Linked DNA regions of Homo sapiens: region 2 is linked to region 1. A link is a loop called in an ENCODE intact Hi-C map of the cell type or tissue named here. Cell type or tissue: HCT116. All regions are shown on one strand. Each heading gives the region's core, and the rest is flanking DNA. Links, peaks and the distances in the headings are about the cores only. Region 1 has its middle 170 kb from the start of LINC02501. Region 2 overlaps PCDH7 (protocadherin 7).

Region 1 (10,039 bases), core at 871-8,870:
CCAACTACAGTCTGTGGGCCAAATCAAACACACTACTTACTTTGGTAAATTAATTTTTATTGCAGTGCACCCATGACCATTTAGTTACACATTTCCTATGGCTGTTTGCCACCACCACAATGGCACAGTTGAACAGTTGTGTCAGAGACTGAATGGCCTGCAAAGCCTAATATGTTCACTATATGACCCTTTACAGAAAAAGTTTGTCAACTCGTGGCTTAGTAGATATTATAGACACTGAAATATAAAAGCAACGAAAATGTGAAACTGGGCTTGAAAATTTTAAGGAAGAGAATGCTTAATTACAGTTATGTAAATGGAGGACGATTTCATGAGCACAATTTATGTGGATGCTAGAAAACCAGTAGTCTTTCAACTGAAATAAATGAGCTGAAGAGAATATACTGGTTGCTGACAGTTTTGAAGTACTACCAAAGATAAAGCACATATTTCTATCAATTAATCCTTAATTATGACATAGCAGTGGTAGAAGACTTCCAAAGCAATAATAGGAAAGTCATGGCAACTTTTAAGCTCTATTACGGTTGCCAGTTATTTCTAGATGATGTTAATGTGATTATACAAATATATTCTTAGAAGCCACATCAAGCCGGGCGCGGGGGCTCATGTCTGTAATCCCAGCACTTTGGGAGTCCAGGGCAGGCGGATCACGAAGTCAGGAGTTCGAGATCAGCCTGACCACCATGGCATAAACCCCGTCTCTACTAAAAATACAAAAATTAGCCGGACATGGTGACAGGTGCCTGTAATCCCAGCTACTCAGGAGGCTGAGGCAGGAGAATCACTTGAACCCGGGAGGTGGAGGTTGCAGTGAACCGAAATTGCACCACCGCACTCCAGCCTGGGCAACAGAGCGAGACTCCTTCTCAAAACAAAAAGAAAAAAGAAAAAAGAATCCACATCAAATACACACTAGATCTTATTTATTATTAGAGATTACATCAATTACCAACATCATGATTTAAATTTTTATATACAAAAATAAGAGTTTGTGTTGGTAAATATATGTTTATACTTTTGAAATCTAATTGAAATGTATTTAAATAAACTATTTAAATAAATTTGCAGAAAATATCAAAGCACAGCTATTGGGGAGAAAGAAGAAATATATAATTAGTGAAATGTTTTGAGTAAGTAGACATTTTTAAGGATGGTAATAATAGGTAAATATTTATAATGGTGCAATGATCTAAATGTATTTGCTGGAATCATGTAGTGAAATTAGTATTTTTCACTTTTGCTTAATTACCTATTGTCATTGTTATTTTACTTAGCATGCCTCCTTCACTTTAAAATCTCACAAGATGGCCTTCAGATTAAGATTAAATATTTTAAGACAGTTTGTCTTCTAATTTGTCTCCTGATTTTCATTTGACATTTAATTTTATGTTCATTTGCTTCCCAATAACTAATGCTAAATTTTCACATATTATATTTTATTTATAGTTTGCACACTAATAATTTACATAGCATTTCTTTTCATCAGTAGTTTTAGAACAAGAATAGCATGCAATAATAGGCTGCTTGTAGTACTAAGTTCAAATATGTAGGCTTCATATATAAATCATAGTCCTCATAAATCGGGGATAATCTTGGAATATTGGATTTTTTGCTTCAATCCAAGCAGATAATATGAAAACAAACCTTTGATAAGAATGAAGCTATTATCCTGGCATTGAGCTCATTTAGGTTCATTGGGGACAACAAATAATGCTATCTAATTAATTAGAATGACAGGAAACTGCATGACACATTTCTTATGGCTGGCTGGTTTAACATTCTAAAACCCTCCTGTTGATTAGAACTTGCATGTTTTAAATAGAAAAGGATGTTAGACATCCCATCTGTTGTGTAGCAGAGCTTCAGGAAAAAAAATAAAAAAGGTACACTCAAGTCTTGATAAGTTCAAGTCAGCAGAACAAGAGAAATGTAACATGTTATCTGATACACAACATAACAGGGGACTAATTGTTTACAAAATTCTTTTGTCTTCCATCAAGATGTAATTAAGAAATCTAACTATTTAAAATTTTGGCAGTTTTACATTCAATTTACTCATGTAACAAACCTGCACATGTAAACCCTGAACCTAAAATAAAAGTATAAAAAATTAAATTAATTTAGATTTTTAAATAAAGACTGTCTGTCGTATTGTAGAACACCTGGCTAAAGTTCAGAATTTTTCCTCCATGTATATGTGTATGATGCAATTGAAGAAGCCCATTTGTTTACAGGGTTATACTCAGCACATCATGCTATAATATAGACTATTAGATCTTCATCTCCAATTATGTGCATAGTTTGAAAGAAGTTTGTTAGAAAACAGTATACTTAAAATATATAATACTATTTCATGACTAAAAACATTCATGGGAAATTCATGTAATTTTTTTTATATTTCATATACTTTTGACAAGTATACTGATGAAAAATGAATTGATATATTGAAGTCCATCTGAAGAAGGCTGAATATACATTTACTGTTTATTTGAGTGACATTATAGAATCATCTAAAAAATGTGAATGTGTAAGTATGCTATCTGCTACTTGGTTGGTCAAAACCAAAACTGAACCAAAATCCATATTTATTTACCAGCAAGATTAGCTGGTGCTCAGGGAGGATCATCTATAATGTCTGTAAAACTCCCATACTCATAAAACTATTCATGAAATATAACAATAAGCAAATTCTAAAAGTGAAATAAAAGCAGTCTTTATACTTTCTTTCATTTCAATTCCATTGAAAATAGTATTCTTCAGTTTGAAAATCGAAAGCACCCGTCATTCAATGTTAGATTTGGCAATCCATAGCTAATTTGTAGCTCATATGCAAAGCAGAACCTAGGACCAATACATAGATGAAGGACAGAAGCAAGGAAGGGATTTATCCTGGTATAAAATGAAAGAAAAATAATGGCAAGGAAGTGCCACTATCAAAATTCCAGCTACTTAAGGCAATCTTGTCAAATACTATACATATCTTGAGATGAGACAAAAATGACATATTATCTAACAGAAAATAGAGCTAGATTAGAGTACCAAGATGTACATCGTAAGTGTTCAAAAAAAGGATCTTCTTGAAAACAACCATAAAGTGTAGTAAAAAAAAAAATCAACTATAATCTAGGAAATAAATTAATGTGAAAGTAGTGGAAACAAAAGTACAATATATTTAGTCATAAATACTAGATAATTACTTCCTGCACACTACACCAGCAATGGGTAGATTCTTTTTAAAGAGATAATCAAAAGGAAGATGCCAATTTGGTGAAGTATTTTGTGTCTTATTTGGAGCTGTATTTTCCTAACTCTGTACTCTCTTCGAAATATATGTTCTAACTGGTGACTTTGTCCTGCTAAATATTTCTCAGATTTGTCTGTTTTCTTTTTCATTTCCACCAAGGAGACACTGAACTCCTCAGATACACTCATACCCCTCTATCATCTATTCTTTATTCTACACATAGAATGCAAACTTTAAAACAAAATCGGAATTGATCAGATCAATTAGTCTCCTATATTAATCTTGACAATGCCTTTTTTGTTTTCTTAGAATAAAGGCCACAATTATTAGTATAATCTACATGGGGCTTCCTTGTGCTTGTCCCTGGCCACTTCTTGGATATAAGTGCTTACAATGGAGAATAAAACAGTAAGAACTGTGGTTCAAGTTCCAGCTCTGTCACTTTGTACCTACATATCCCGAGCAATGTTCTCAACTCTTCTCTGAACCTCCATACAATTATCTCTAAAATTGAAAAAGATATCTGACTTGAAGTATGACTCTGATGATTAGATACTGTAAGTGCAAAATGCTTGGTTTGTAATAAAAAATAGCCCATCTCCATGCAGCACTTCTAAAAGAAGCTAAGTCTTAGAAGTTTTAATAACTTGATCAAAGCTACACAGTTAATAGATGATACAGATGGGAATATCACACATAAACACACACATACCCCCACACCCCCTCCCAACACACACACAGTTGTTTTTTTTTTGTTGTTGTTGTTGTTTTGTTTTGTTTTGTTTTTTTTTTTTTTCCTAGCATGGATTGAGACCACCAACAATGAAGCTTCTGGGAGATGGGGAAGGGATTCATATATAATAATTTAGTAAGTGACAACTACTAGCATTAGATTAATCTTCCTTCATTTCCTTTCCTTGAATATATTTCCTCTTTCTGTATTCACTTTCTAACTCTGCTGAACAAGATTTTAACATGGGCTTTGTAACTTTAATATGTTTTTGATGACCCTTAGAAATAAATGGTAAGTGACATGTGTACTGTATAGCCTTATAAAGGAAAAAAGGAAAAGTGTGTCTCCTTAGAAGTCAGTACCCTAGTTGACTTTTGATCACAAAGAACTCCGTAGACTGCATCTTGTTGCCAGTATTAGAAATACAATCTGAAGGAAGCTTTACATTGGTAAAAATATCGGTTAACTAAACTGATATCTACTAGCTATTTACATAATCAAGCTCTCTCTCTCTCACACACACACACACCATGCTTCATCTACAAAACTTCATGCCTGGGGTGCAAGCTAGTGATAACTGAAATCCAGAAATAAATTCTACATATTTGGAATTACAGCAGGAGGTTTTTGGTGTGTATTTGTTTGTGTTTTTACTTTTAAGTAACCTACAAAGAAGTCCTAAGAAGTAACCCTAAGTCAATAAGAAAGTGATGGATATGTCACACCCACTGAAGCTATTTTCAAGTGTTTTAGATTTCAAGAGTTGTAGGAATTCTATTTTGGTTTTTTGGATTTCACATAGATTCTATTTTGGACCCAAGCATTTCACAGGGTGCTATTTTGGATTAAAAAAAAAAAGCTTTACTTAGCTATTTAAAAATACACTAATTGAGCAAGGTAGGTGGATGTAAATTCAACCATGGCTTTTGTGTATAGCAGGGATCAAGACACTGTACATGCAAAATACAGTGTCTACACTTAGGATATGAACAGAGATGTCTTTAAAATAGGTTTTGAATAAAAAGATATTATATAATACAACACTTGCCTAAACATTTTTGATTTCTTTTTTCTTTCAGCTACTTAAATTATATTAACTCTTAAATGATATTCTAACATATAAACACGTTTTTCATTAATCAATTCTACCAAGAACATGTAATGTACATTTGAGTCAGCTCAATGTACGATAGCTAAATTTTCAGTTATATGGTATTGCACAGGCAAACATATCTAGTTTGGCTGCATTAAAATTTGACCCTTGCTGTAGCCTGAACAAAAGGGATACTCTAGAAATTACCCAGCAATTGAGAACAAAGGTTCTGAATTGTCTGTCTAAACAACAATTACCTGTAAGAGTAAACTCTGTGGGTTATCCCCAGTTTCCATTTCAAGAACCTATTCTCAATCCTCTGCCCTTCTCTGAGGTGGGGATGAAGGGTGGCTGATCTGATATGTTACATCACCAGATTCCATAACCAACTGGCTTTCAGCAATAACTTTTTTTTTCTTCTGAGAAGGGGTCTTGCTCTGTCGCCCAGGCTGGTGTACAGTGGTGCTATCTCTGCTCACTGCAACCTCCACCTCTTGGGTTCAAGTAATTCTTGTGCCTCAGCCTCCCCAGTAGCTGGGATTACAGGCCTGTGCCACCATGCTAATTTTTTGTATTTTAGTAGAGAAGGGGTTTCATCATGTTGCCCAGGCTGGCCTCAAAGTCCTGAACTCAGTCAATCCACCTGCCTCAGCCTCCCAGAATGCTGGGATTACAGGCAGGAGCTACTGTGCCCAGCCTCTTTTTTGACAATAATTGCATTCCTTCACAGCACCACAAGGTGGCCTTTCCTTTTGCTCCCAGTATCATTAATCTCTGGTAACATAATTTCAGTCCCAGTAGAAGTAATGCTTCCCCAGTCCTGATGATGTCTGAGATCCTCAGCATCCCTTACATGCTCCCTTAACTTTGTCCATGCCTCTGTTTGAAATTCCTAACATTTGAACCACCTGTGAATTTTGTTTGCTTTGGTGATACTGACTGATATGTTCAGTGTATCCAGTTGATGACAATAATTTCTGACCTGCTCTTTGAAATAATTATGCTGTAAACTAAAGAAAACTTAATCATACAAGAACAAGAATTCCACACTGGATTCCACACCATTTTTCTAAGTAATATATTGCTTAATATAGTCTAAGGACAGGCACTATCCTTGCAGACAATTATTTTTATACACACATACTCAGATCTTATGTACATAGATCACCATTTATTTTAAGGTGAGACTCTTGTTTTCAAAGTGCAATATGTAACTCATGCTCCTCTGCTTATCTTTTCCTTAGATACTAATAGGAGATTGTGGCCATCCTGTTATATCTTACTCTATAATTTCAGGGAGTTCACAGATAATGTCATATATGTTTTCTCCATGTCCAGCGACATTCCTTCATCTACCCTAGTCATGGTCAGTGCTGAAGTCTTGAGGACCTACACAGTGTAATGTGCATGGGAGGTCTCTCCTGTCTGCATGTGAATGACATTCTGACAACTACTGCCAACGGGCTAAAGCTCTCAATAGAACTCATATACGCACAGTAGTCTTCTGTCAATCAAAGCCATGCCTTACTGAGGAGACTGCTACTCTCCCTCACTTTGTGACTACTTTCTTATGTAACTAAAAAAGCAATATTGCTCAGGTTCCCAATCTATCACTAGAGTTCTAGTAAATATAGCTCTTCCAGACATCCCATCTCATTTGCTTGACATTTCATCAAAAATCAAGGAATTCAGGTCAAGGGCCCAATATACCAGATACATAGCACTGGTTGTTCTTACCTTGTTTTTGTTTTCTTAAGTGTGTGTGTTTCGTCACACCTGTTTTAACAAACCCTCATGCAAATTTTGACTCTGTAACTGAGCTGACAAGACACGCTTAGACCTAGCTGAAACCAAGGGATCCAGCTGAGACCACTTGACCTATACAAATTGAGGTAAAGGGGGTCAGAATCATGGAACCGGGTATTTAGGTGTTTTCTTCCTCATGTTGGGAGTATAAAGTCATATTTTGGAACACTCTTAGAATTCTGTATGTATTAATTACATTAGACTCACATGGGCAATGCCTAAATTAATAATGGTAGATAGTTGTTTCTTCTACCTGCGTCACACACATGAGCAGCATTTATCCAACTGATATTCATAATTTGTCCTTATTTTTGGTTATATTTATAACCAAAAATTCATTTTTAAATCTTAAATCCCACGACCTTTTTTTTCACAAATTATATTGAAATCCTATATAATTTCAGTGTACACCTTCATAAAATAGTGCTTATGTGGAATAATGTAGCTATTCAACTTTATCTCTCATGTTTTAGGCTAACAAAAGAGTTAGTTCCTTAAATATTTTCCAAACACCATGTAACAATTTTGATTTTCAGAAGCTTAGATAATGAAATGGAATACAAGATGATAAATGAAATAAATTAGAACCTATTTTTTGATTCAAATTCTGAAAGAAAATTTTAAGATCAAATAAGAAACAATTTTATATTTAAAGCTCCTTTTGCAGCTATTAATTTTAAAGTAAATTCTTTGTATAATCACTTAAGTTGTTTTATTGCAGGATGCTCCTTCAGTCACCTACTCATAACCGTGCAGTTTGCTTATTTTTATAAAATTGTTTTTTCTGGACAATAATTTAATTTACATTAAATCAAAAACTTTGTGGGATGGGATCTGGAGAATGTTAAGAAGAAGCACTGGTGACTCTAATGCTTTCTAAAGTTCCTGTAGTTTCTTCATAGATGGAGCTGGAAGCCACTATCCTTAGCAAACTAAGGCAAGAACAGAAAACCAAATACTGCATGTTCTCACTTATAAGTGGGAGCTCAGTAATGAGAAATAAAGGGAATAACAAACACTGGGGCCTCCTTGAGGGTGGAGGGTGGGAGGAGGGAGACAATCAGAAAAAATAACTATTGGGTACTAAGTTTAGTACCTGGGTGATGAAATAATCTATACACAAAACCCCTGTGACACATTTACCTGTATTGAAAAACTGCACGTTTCCCTGAACCTAAAATAAGAGTTAAAAAAGAAAGTTCAAGTAGTTTCTTTAAGCTGGAAACTATTTTACATTAGTCAAATAGAAACTATTTTACATTAATCCTTATATTGCCAATACCTACTGCAGCACCTAGAGCAAAAAAGGTAAATAAATATCACATAAACTAAATCCATGAGTTTGGTTAAATAAATAATGGTGTTGATTGATTTCTTTGCTCCCAGTTTCTCTTTGATGTGACTTTTATCCTACTCAACATGCTTTTTTTATTCTCTAACATCTGAGAAGTACATAAATTCTCTTCTCCCTTTGCTCCCATAACCCATGACTCTTGATTTTTATCCTACCCCATAGGCCAATTTTTTTTATTTTTATTTACTGGCTTTTCTTCTTACAAGGTTACTACTACCATTACTATACTTCTTGTAAGGTTACTATAAGTCAAAACGGTTAAATAAATTGTGAAAATATTAAATGATATGCTGCAAAGTGAGGATATAAACTAAAGTGGTGACTCACTTCTCCAACTTCTTTTGTGTTTGTTGTATTTTTGGACTTAGCCTTCATACTTACCTAACATCTTCTTTATGGAATGAATGAATGAATGAATGTATTTATTGAATAAATTTCTATAGTATAGTATTATTTGAATGAATTTATAGTATTTATTGAATGAATGAATGAATGCTTGAATGAGTGTGTAATATAGTCTCTCAGTTGAGACAACATTAGAGGTTGTCTAATCTACTTTCTTTTCTTTTTTTAATTATACTTTAAGTTTTAGGGTACATGTGGACAACGTGCAGGTTAGTTACATATGCATACATGTGCCATGTTGGTGTGCTAAACCCAGTAACTTGTCATTTAACATTAGGTATATCTCCAAATGCTATCCCTCCCCCCTCCCCCCACCCCACAACAGGCCCCGGTGTGTGATGTTCCCCTTCCTGTGTCCATGTGTTCTCATTGTTCAGTTCCCACCTGTGAGTGAGAACATGCGGCGTTTGGTTTTTTGTCCTTGCGATAGTTTTCTGAGGATGATGGTTTCCAGCTTCATCCATGTCCCTACAAAGGACATGAACTCATCGGTCTAATCTAATTTCTTAGTAGTTAAAATCACAAGTTTGGTCTATATGAGTGTGGTGTGTGTGTGTGTGTGTGTTCCGGATTGAACAATAAATGTGTCTATCACTGTAATTATTGAAGTCCAGAGAATGTAAGAAACTTGTCCATTAAAAGTCTACCCACGGCCGGGCGCGGTGGGCTCACGCCTGTACTCCCAGCACTTTGGGAGGCCGAGGCGGGTGGATCATGACGTCAGGAGATCGAGACCACCCTGGCTAACAAGGTGAAACCCCATCTCTACTAAAAATACAAAAAATTAGCCGGGCGCGGTGGTGGGCGCCTGTAGTCCCAGCTACTCGGGAGGCTGAGGCAGGAGAATGGCGTGAACCCGGGAAGCGGAGCTTGCAGTGAGCCGAGATTGCGCCACTGTGGTCCGCAGTCCGGCCTGGGCGACAGAGCAAGACTCCGTCTCAAAAAAAAAAAAAAAAAAAAAAGTCTACCCACATTGGGTTAAATGAGCTTCTGAGATGTTTCATTGTTCCAAAAGAGGAGGTCTATTCCCTTGACTTGACCTAAGAAAATTTCCATTATGTTAAGTAAAATAAGCCAGGCATAGGAAGACAAATATCACATGTTCTCACTCACATATGGGAGCTAACATAATTGAATTCATGGAGATAGAGAGTAGATTGATGGTTACTAGAGGCTGGGAAGGGTAGCGGGGAGTGGAGGCTAACATAGAAATGGCTAATGGATACAAAATTACAGATAGAATGAATAAGATCTGGTATTTGGCAGCACAATATAGAGTGACTATAGTTAACAATAATTTGCTAAATATTTTCAAATAGTTATACTTGAGATGATGGATACTCCAATTACCCTGATTTGATTATTACACATTGTATGCCTGTT
Region 2 (10,039 bases), core at 758-8,757, 630 kb after region 1:
GCAAGACAAATTTTCACATCCCTCTTTAGTATAAATATCATTTCAGTAAATTATGAGATGCTTACCATAAAATCTTTTTACATCACATTATTGTCATTAATGTCCACAGGCCTAATCAATACTTGAACAAGGGCAATCACAATGAAGCATGGATCATATTTAGAAGACATCTTTTACAACCGAAAAGTCTCTGAACAGAGGACAGTCCTTGCACTCTGAGTATATATAGTTTTATTTTTCCTCATTATTCTATTTTATTTCTGAGCCAATGTAACTGTCAGTACAATTATTGTGTCATGTAAAATTTATTTTCCAGACTTGCCCCCACCTACATATTGTCAGTATAACAAATAATAATATTGTAGTCTACATAGCAGAGTACAATGGTAATAGAATCAACATCCAATTCCAAAATCAGGATATTTTTATAAGTTTTTTCTCGAAATTGATGTGCAATGAATCTGACACAAATCCAGTGTTTGGCAAAAGCCTGCCTGAGGGTACTCTTCTCTGTCTGCTTCTTGCTGAAGCATATTCTTGAAGCCAAAGTATAGACTGAACACAGGGAACTTCAAAAGGAACTGCTGAGTCCTGCACCTCCTGTCACAGCCAGAGAGATATGCCCATATCTCTCTGTAATTATTGATTTATTGACCAATAAAGTAGACATTTGTATTTTTGCCACTCAGAATCCACTTCCCCTATTTTTAGTGTAAATATACTATTTTACTTCAGAAAACTACCCCTTTCAGCTTTTAGGCTATGATGTGTCTGCAGAGATAATCCCATCCCTAAGCTTGGGGTAGACATTTGATTTGGGCCTAAGCCAATCAGAATATATTATCTTTCATGAAAATGATTGGTTCAAATATGTCCACGTGACCTCACTGGAGACCATGTGACTATGCTGGAATGGCTATCAGGTACTATATTTTAATCACAGAAAGATATCGTGTCTGAGGATGGAAAGAGAGATCAAGAGATGAAGAGAGTCAAACAGGGCCCTGATGAAGGCGTCTGACCCTGTAACCAGCCATGCCAGATCAAATTCCAAACTTTTTGGACACCTAATCTGATGAACTTCTCTTTACCTAAACCTAATTTGGGTCAAGTGTTCTGTCACTTACAGTGCAATGAACAGATACAATCAATATCAACGATTTAAGCCCTATCCCTGTTACTAGCAAGAGAAAGAAATGTAGCTTATTTCTTGCCTGTTGCTTCCCAGGCTGCCCCACATTGTCTGTGTCACTCTTGCATATCCATGCCTGGTTTCTCCTAACTAGGGCCTATACCTCCTATCACTGAACTTGTAAATCACACCCTAATAATGACTTGGAAGAAATGGGTTATACTTACCTATAACACTCACAATTACTCTATTCTCACTTTTGCTTGCCTGCCTTGAAGCCCCTTTCAAGTAGCAATATAACCAAACACCGCATGTTCTCACTCGTAGGTGGGAATTGAACAATGAGAGCACATGGACACAGGAAGGGGAACATCACACACCGGGGCCTGTTGTGGGGTGGGAGGAGTGGGGAGGGATAGCATTAGGAGATATACCTAACGTTAAATGATGAGTTAATGGGTGCAGCATATCAACATGGCACATGTATACATATGTAACAAACCTGCACGTTGTGCACATGTACCCTAAAACTTAAAGTATAATTAAAAAAATTACTTTTAAATGATATCCACAGCTTGTTTTTCTGTTTCTGGTTTACAGTTGAATTATACATATCATCATATTTGTCTTTGTCCTGACTATACTTTTATTCTCAAAGGGCAATTTGTCCTTTTACATTGTGGAGCTCTGCTATGACAACATTTTCATATAATGTTCTTTCCAGATTGTTTGGAAGAAGAGCTTACACTGCAGTGGGTTAAGTGCGATTTCCTTTGCTGAGTGGCAATAGCAACCTTACTTACAGAATTAAGCTTTGCCTTTTTTTTTTCTCTCTCTCTCTTTTCAACAGTACTAGTGGGATGCTTTCTCCTGAAAAGCTGAGTATCTGGCATATGGAAAAATCAACTATTTGTAGTAAAAGCTTGAGGCTTCCAAGGACTTTTGTGGGCATCCCATATAAATTCAGTGAGTTGGAATTAACAGGTCTGTCCTTGCATAAATGAATAGAAAGCCTGCAAAGTAATTCTTTGCTAATCACAGCAAATTAGTCCTGAATTCTACTGACATGGAAAGATTCTAACTGGCATCAAGCCTGAAGACTAAAAATAATTATATTGCCATGGATTAGAAAGTGTCAATATTTACATGCCTTAGTGGGATGTAATCTTTATTGAAAACAGAATGACTAAATTTTACCCAAAATTGTGATACTCTGATTGTTAACATGTTTTTGGACTTGATAGATGTATACCTTCTTGTCTGAGGACTGAGTAGAGCCATAAAGAAATCCAGAAACATCTCTCATTAATATTCTACCTTTCAAGACTCCTGAGATATTCTTTTTCTTGTCATTTAACAGCATTTAGTAGTTAATAATAAATTTATTTTACATATTTTCTGAAAAATATTTACTGTACCAATCTTTAACTAGATAGTAGAGATACAATTATATGAAAGAAGAAAAAGTCCCTTTCTTCATGGAACTAATATTCTAACAAATACTCATATAGATAACTGCTTAATTAAAGTTTTGAGGAGTATAACTACTATGCAACCATAAGGTAAAATTTATTATGGTTAAAAATGTATAAATAAACCACAAGTCATCTATGCATGTGGACATTTAAAAATGTTAATTTAAGAAGTCACTACAGTCTAAACCAAACAGACCTCCTATCAAGTGGGAACTTATCACTTTTTAAATCTTGTCTCTCAAGTCATTTATGACTGCAGAAATAAATAGGAGCCTCAAGGAAGAAAATGATCAACAAGAATAAAATATAGGTTAAGGCATCAGCTATACTTATCTTCACAATTATGAGAGCGAGCTAATTAAATATGACAAACTTGACAAAGCAACATCAATTTCTAAATGTAAATATAAGAAACTCATAAAGAAAGCTCTGAAATCAGTCAGTCAACCAATCAATCAAAAAACTGAATAATTTCTCTCTTTGCCTCTACTGTATTTCTCTTAAGATACAAATGAGTGCATTTTGAGAAGTAAATTTTGAGAAGGGAGAAATGACAATTGTGTGACTCCTATGGAGTGAATAGAAGCTAGATAATCAGGGAAAGGCAGGGATGGCGGCTCCTATGACAGTGAGCATTTGTCCAAAAGATACAGCTGTACATGACCCAATGTTTATGATTCCTGAATTTAAAAACAAAAAAGATGAAATGATGACCAAGTTTTGAGACCACCGATTTGCACTTAGGAGCTTACAAATTGTCAATCATGCTATAGGGTAGTGTACACATGCGTGGGAAATTTGTATTTGAACATTTGCCCACAACAGCAGCTGAGGAGAAATCCACATGAAGTTATTCATGAATTTAATCTTAGAGAAGATTTTGAGTCCATGTAATCTGATTTTAAAACTGCTGTTATGTGATATTTGTGTAATCAGAGAAAAAGGAAAGTTTCAACTACTTGGAAATTGAGCCTATTTAAAAAAAACAAACAAAAAATTTGTGTTTTAGTGAACTTGAGAATATTAAAACTTAACTACTCAAATCTATCAAAATTATATACAATTAAGCACTATTATGTACAGAATGGTATAGCAGCAACTGTGTCCTTTCATTCTCATTTATCCCTTTATAACAATTATTAAATAAACAATCCCTCTTTGCACTTATAAATGCTTATGTTGGATTTATAATGTATATACAGCTATTTCTGTGCAAACTGAAAATTATAACTAATTGATTTTTCCTTTTAAGTGGTATTTGCAAAAAATCTCCAAACCTTTAATATGATGGATGTAAGTAACATTTCCACAAAAAGAATTTATTTTAAACTGTTTACTTTGTTATGCTTTGGAATATTTAACTCAATAGATTCGGCCTCTTTGAATAATTAAATCTAAGTCACTTAGAAGAGAATTTCTGTAAAACTATAACTTGCATGTGTGTGTATACTTTTGGAAATGCTTTAAAAAACTGAGATTTTTAAACTCTATGTCTGAGAAATAAAAAGCATCCTTTACATTTTGAAAAAAAATTAAACATTTTCAATCATCAGAGTTCAACTAAATTTCACAAACTGTAACCCTGATTATTTGAGTCATGGCAAATGCAATAGAGAACTTTCAAAGTATATTATATTAGGGAGATTAGCTTAGTATTTTACATATATAACTCATATAATCTTCTTAATAACCCAAGAAGAGAAGTCATTGGTCCATATCACATAGTCTAACTGATGGAGCTGGTATTTTAAGCCCAAGAAATCTGACTCCAGAGCCAAGCATGGCATATGTATAAATATGGTGAAAAGTAAGATAACTTACATAAAGTATATTTTAATAAGAAAAGGGAAAAATTATGGTTAAGTGGGGGTGTTGTGAAAGATCCTTATTAAACAGGCCTAGACTGGACTATTTAGCCTAGGTGGATCAATCTACAAAATGTTACTGATATAAAACTTGTATACAGATATACAAGTCAACCCATGGTCTACAACAATGGACAGGGGAAGCTGCTGTAGATAGCAGGGTTGTGGATGATGCAAAGAATGCGTGATTGCATTTCACATAAAAATAGATTAAAATAACTCTTCAAGTATTGCACAGCATCTTAATAAAAGGATACAAATTATACAGTATATAAAACAGGTGACAGTGCCCTCTGGAGGATGCTACTGAAATTTGGCACCAGCTACCTATTCAAGAATGCTGCAGGTAAAATTGACATTCTTTCATGTATCAGAATCAGTGTGCTTCGAAAAATACAAGTGCAATGAAAGAACTGTTCACACTGGTTCTTCAAACTTGTCCTCAAAAGGCAGCCTTTGTAGTACTACCAGCTTAATGCAAGGATGTAGATGGGGTAGTATTGGTTTTTATAATTACAGGAGAGATAGGTTGCAATAATCGAATTTATGAAAAGTGTTATCAATTGGTTACTAAGAATTTCAACCAAAAATATTTTATTAACAAGTAGCCATCCCAAACTGTAGCAAATCAGGAACTGCATTTGACCAAAGATTTTAAATATGCTACCATCATTTGTATCAGCTACCGTTCTGCTTATCATGTTATGACTTCTGACAGCAGGAACGGAATGCCCAGTGTAAGTGTGAATCTCTTAATTTAGTATTTGGTCTAGAACCTTTATGTTCACTACGGAAATGGCTCTCTGGCTCTTCATATTGTCCCTTTGACACACATACACAGACACAGAGAGAGATACTGTGTACAATTACTTCCTGAAACCTGATATCAAAGAAGGTTTGCAATCGAAATACAAATCCCTAGGGAAAAAAAGTGCAAAAAGAAAAAAGAGAGAGAAGACACATCAGAAAGACCAGAGCATCAGAGATTCCACTTCAGATAAAGTACCAGAAGTTAAGAAAGCAAGAAAACAGACTCTAAAGCTCAAATTAATTTTATTTTCTAAAGTCACAGTAATTTCTGTGTCACCACCATGCTAGAATAAATTAATAAACTACCTTGAAATTACAAATCATTCATTAATATGCTGGCTTACTTCCTAAAAAATCTAACTGGTTATTCGTATATCTGCTAGGCCACAAAAGAAATATAAATAAAATGAATAAAAATAAAATACTTAGGGGACTCTCCAAAACTTGATAGCTTGAGATTAAACCTGAGGCAGAGAAGTCAGGGTCCAAAAGTCACTGCAGGTCCTATGTTACTTGTGTTTCAACTTGGGAAAATTGATAAATACATAAAAGTAACTAACTTTATCTCCCTCCTCCTGAAAAGGAAAGACAGCTATAGTGAATCTTATTTTTATTTTCCTAAGAAAGGACTCCAAGCTTATTAAAATAACCAATTAATTAATTTAGAGATTCTTGTTATTGTTTGTTAAAACACCAAATTATATTACTAACAACACTCACATTTTTGTCTGTTTCACTGCTTAGTACTTTAGAATAACTCTAGTGCACAAATGTGGTAGTAATGTATTATCCCACATATATTAAATCATTATTATATTTTAAAAATCTAGATAAAATACATAAAATTGAAAGTTGTTAGCCTCCTAGCATAAGAAAACACAGAAATGTCAATCAATGAAAAATGAAATCAATATTCTGTGTCTGTTGAATGCATTCTTCTTGCTGATAATTACACTTAAAAAAATGAAAAGGGAGAAAGCCATAATACCTTGTTGTCATAGGATATTTATGCTTAAAGAAATATGGGATATAAAATTTACACTATATAAATGAAAAAAAGCCACAGTTATAGTATTAAAATGTGTGCCCACAGACATGTGTATACCTTTTGACTTTTCTCTGCACAGTTTGTATAAAAATCCCAGAGTCCACTTTGTTAATCTTGAGAATGTCTGGCTTTCTGCATAACCTGCTAATTTCTTTCCAGCCCCCTAAAATGTGGCATCTGTTATACTGAATGAACCCTCTCCTCATTGTTTCTTAATGGTAGGCACCACTATTATTTACTTACTTACTGACCTATTTATGTATTTAAATAAACAGAAGTTGTCCCTAAGAGATTGCCACTTTTAGGCATAAGTTACACCAGAAGCTGCCATCTTCTCTCCTTTCTCTCATCATTAGATATCCTTAGAGAAAGGTAAACTACTTCCAGCCAGCTCCATTTTCTCAGCTCCCATTTAATTTTAAGTCCCTTACACTTTAGCCTATGCCTTTACCATGACAAAGCAATTGCCTTGAAGGCTTACAGTGATCTCCTTTGTAAACTCAGTAACTGCTCAGCCTCATCCTCCTTTAACCTCTTGAAAATATTAACTAAAGAACTTCTACACAGCAAAAGAAACTATTATCAGAGTAAAGAAACTATTATCAGAGTGAACAAACAATCTACACAATGGGAGAAATTTTTGCAATCTATCCATCTGACAAATGTCTAACGTCCAGCATCTACAAGGTACTTAAACAAATTTACAAGAAACAAACAAACAAAAAACCCCATTAAAAAGTGAGCAAAGGGCAACATGAACTGAGAGTTCTCAAAAGAAGACATTCATGCAGCCAACAAACATATCTTAAAAAGCTCAACATCACTAATCTTTAGAGAATACAAATCAAAACCACAATCAGATAGCATCTCACACCAGTCAGAAAGGCTATTACTAAAAGTCAAAAAACAACAGATGCTGGGGAGGTTGTGGAGAAAAAGGAACACTTTTCCACTGTTGGTGGGAGTGTAAATTAGTTCAAACATTGTGGAAGACAGTGTGGCAATTCCTCAGAGACCTAGAGGCAGAAATACCATTTGACCCAGCAATCCCATTTCTGGGTATATACCCAAAGGAATATAAATCATTCCATTATAAAGATACATGCACGCATATGTTCATTGAAGCACATTATTTTATGCCAGATGCTATGGTTTGAATAGTTGTCCCCTCCAGAACTCATGTTGAAACTTAATCCCTAGGGTAACAGTATTACGAGATGAGGTCTTTAAGAGGTGATTGGGTTATAGAAGCTCTGCCCCCATGAAAAAAATCCATTCACGGATTCATGAATTAATGGATTAATGCATTATCATGAGAGTGAGTTGGTTATCATAGGAATGGGCCATTATATAGGCTAGTTTGGCTGTCTCCTGTGAGCCCCTCAGAATGTGATACCCTGTGCTTCCTTGGGACTCTGCACCAGCAAAAGGCCCCTCACCAGATGTAGCCCCTGAACCTCTGACTTTCCAGCCCCTAGAACGATAATAAATATGTTTCTTTTCTTTATAAATTACCCAGTCTCAAGTATTCTGTTAAAGGAACAAAAAATTGAACAAGACATCAAACTTTACAGTAATTCCTTTATGCACATTATTTTGCTGAAAACAATCTCTTTTTTTATGTTATCCACCACTGATCATCTGCATTTTTCAAATGGTAGTTTTTACACTTTACTATACATCACATTTATTTTTGTGCAATTGTCTCTCCCTAAAGAGTAAAATTTTTGAGTTTGACTTCGATATCTAATCCTTCCCCAATGCTTCCCACAGGACCCCAAAGAAACTAAGTTAGGAGTTAACTTACAAGACTCCCTTTTCTTGAAACGATCTGCATAAACGATTCATAAATATAAAATACACACACACATACCCATATAGACACACACGCATGATAGTTTTCATAAATTATTGCAACACTGTTCATCAAAAAAATCAAATATTCTCCATGTCAATGTAATTAACAGTCATTAATACAGCATGCAAAGATCAAAAAGAGATTGGAGAATTCTACTGGGAAAAAATATATGGTTGTTCTTTATAACAAGAGTATCTGACTCACTGCTGTTACTCTAATTTGATGACTAGAAGGGAAAGCATTGCTTGACTTTGCTATCCTCCTATCTTATCTAGAAAACAGGGATGAGAGAAAATGACAATCAATCAAACATATGAATAAAAATCAAGCCTTGAAACATGCTCATTCAAATGATATGAATGAGTGCTCTGCATTTCTACATTACTGAGGCTGCACACTCAGCCGATGAAAACCTCAGTGCCCTAACTCACTGCATACTTTGTCGATCAGAAACACTAGTATCTTGCTGCAGAGGGAATGCTGCCTGGATTCACATGATTACCTTTTTGATTAGCTTTCCTACTCCCATTGCTACAATTTGTCCCCTGTTGCACACAACTCTCTTGAAGGAAAAAATATTTCACTTCTATGAACAGAAAACTTTTTAAAATTCTTGGTTTATTTTATGCCCCTTGGATGACATTTATTCCTCAGAAATAGTAAAAGTTGCTTTTATAAAGCAGCATTATTTTTTTAAAAAATAGCCCAAGCCAGTTGGTGGCATTTCTGCATCTTCATCATAAAGAAGCATATTGATTGGATGAAAACGCTACATAAACAAATTGCAACAGCCTGTTTGAGGGGAAATTGCCCTGCCCTAATGAAAATGTAAATAACTAGCAAAGCAATGCCAACTGAAACAATGGTCTAGTTGGGGACAATTCTTTTCGTTGTAGGACTGCTCAATGCAAGGGGGTGGGGGGTAACTTTAACTGGCCTTCTGTGTCGTGCTCCTTCAGGATTTTGCTTAGAATTGCATGACTTCCAGCACTTAGGAGTCTGTGGTTTGATTTTCACTTGTGAAGTTGAAAATTGCAGCCATGATAATTAGCAGTGACTGCATTTCATCATGCTAAGCAAGGAGCATGCTCTTTAAAATACACCAAGTAGAAGAAAGCAAGGTGAATAAAAATAAAATGCCAGTATTTGAAAATTAAGCCAATGTATTACTAAAATATTTTCATCACTCAAAAAATATCCCCGGAATAATAACCAAGCAAACAATTCTAAAAGCAGTTAGACAGTACCATACACTAGGTAACTCCCATGAGAAGAGACACTTCAGAAGAAAATGGATATTGCACCTTCTTTCAGGAAGACGTATTGGTAGAATTTCATCCTGAGACTCACATAAATGGATAAGCAAGCATAAAACTAAATCCCTTATAGAGTTGATGTTCCAAATTTGTGAAGTATTACAGAATTTTAAGGATGGAGATTATAATGCAAGCCCCGGTAAACAGAAGTCAGCACTGTCAAAAAGCAATTGTACTTTTCCTTTCTCAGAAAGTGGACAAATATTTTTCAATGTTTTTCCACAACTCTGTAACCCCATGTGCTTTTCTGGTCCAGGATTTTTTTTTTTTCTCAGCACACACATCATTTGAATGGTGGCAAGCAGGAAAACACTTTTAGTAACTAACTGGCAGATGATTTAGCTTTTCTTAATTTGATTTTTAGTTTCTCAACCAACAAAATATGCCAGAGGGGATTTATCTGGGAAAATTGGGTCTTAAAAAATAGTCTTTTTTTTAACTCAAATTGTTCGTATTTTTAGGACATCACTGAATTTTGAAGTTGGTTTAACATGTGATGAGTAAAGGCTTACCTAATGAACTGCTGAATGAGTAA

The links. A loop is a pair of places that touch in the nucleus more often than their neighbours do. Peaks named below come from ENCODE experiments on the same cell type or tissue, not always from the same donor. Only the 100,000 strongest peaks of a DNase experiment are listed, where the experiment ranks them.
Region 2: it touches region 1 in a loop (2.9-fold over the local background); 15 of 110 quality-filtered maps call a loop at or near these places.

The regions. Positions count from the first base shown.
Region 1 is chr4:31,670,308-31,680,346 of GRCh38, reverse strand. No RefSeq gene overlaps it. Among named protein-coding and RNA genes, the nearest start is that of LINC02501, 170 kb to the right of the region's middle. In HCT116, for the core only: a CTCF peak has its summit at 5,837; a DNase peak (open chromatin) is centred at 5,846.
Region 2 is chr4:31,040,648-31,050,686 of GRCh38, reverse strand. All of the region lies in intron 2 of PCDH7 (protocadherin 7), which reads right to left. Among named protein-coding and RNA genes, the nearest start is that of LINC02497, 130 kb to the left of the region's middle. RefSeq lists an enhancer at 6,489-7,058. In HCT116, for the core only: a CTCF peak has its summit at 4,779 (motif pointing left); a DNase peak (open chromatin) is centred at 4,773; H3K4me3 peaks cover 741 bases; H3K27ac peaks cover 8,000 bases.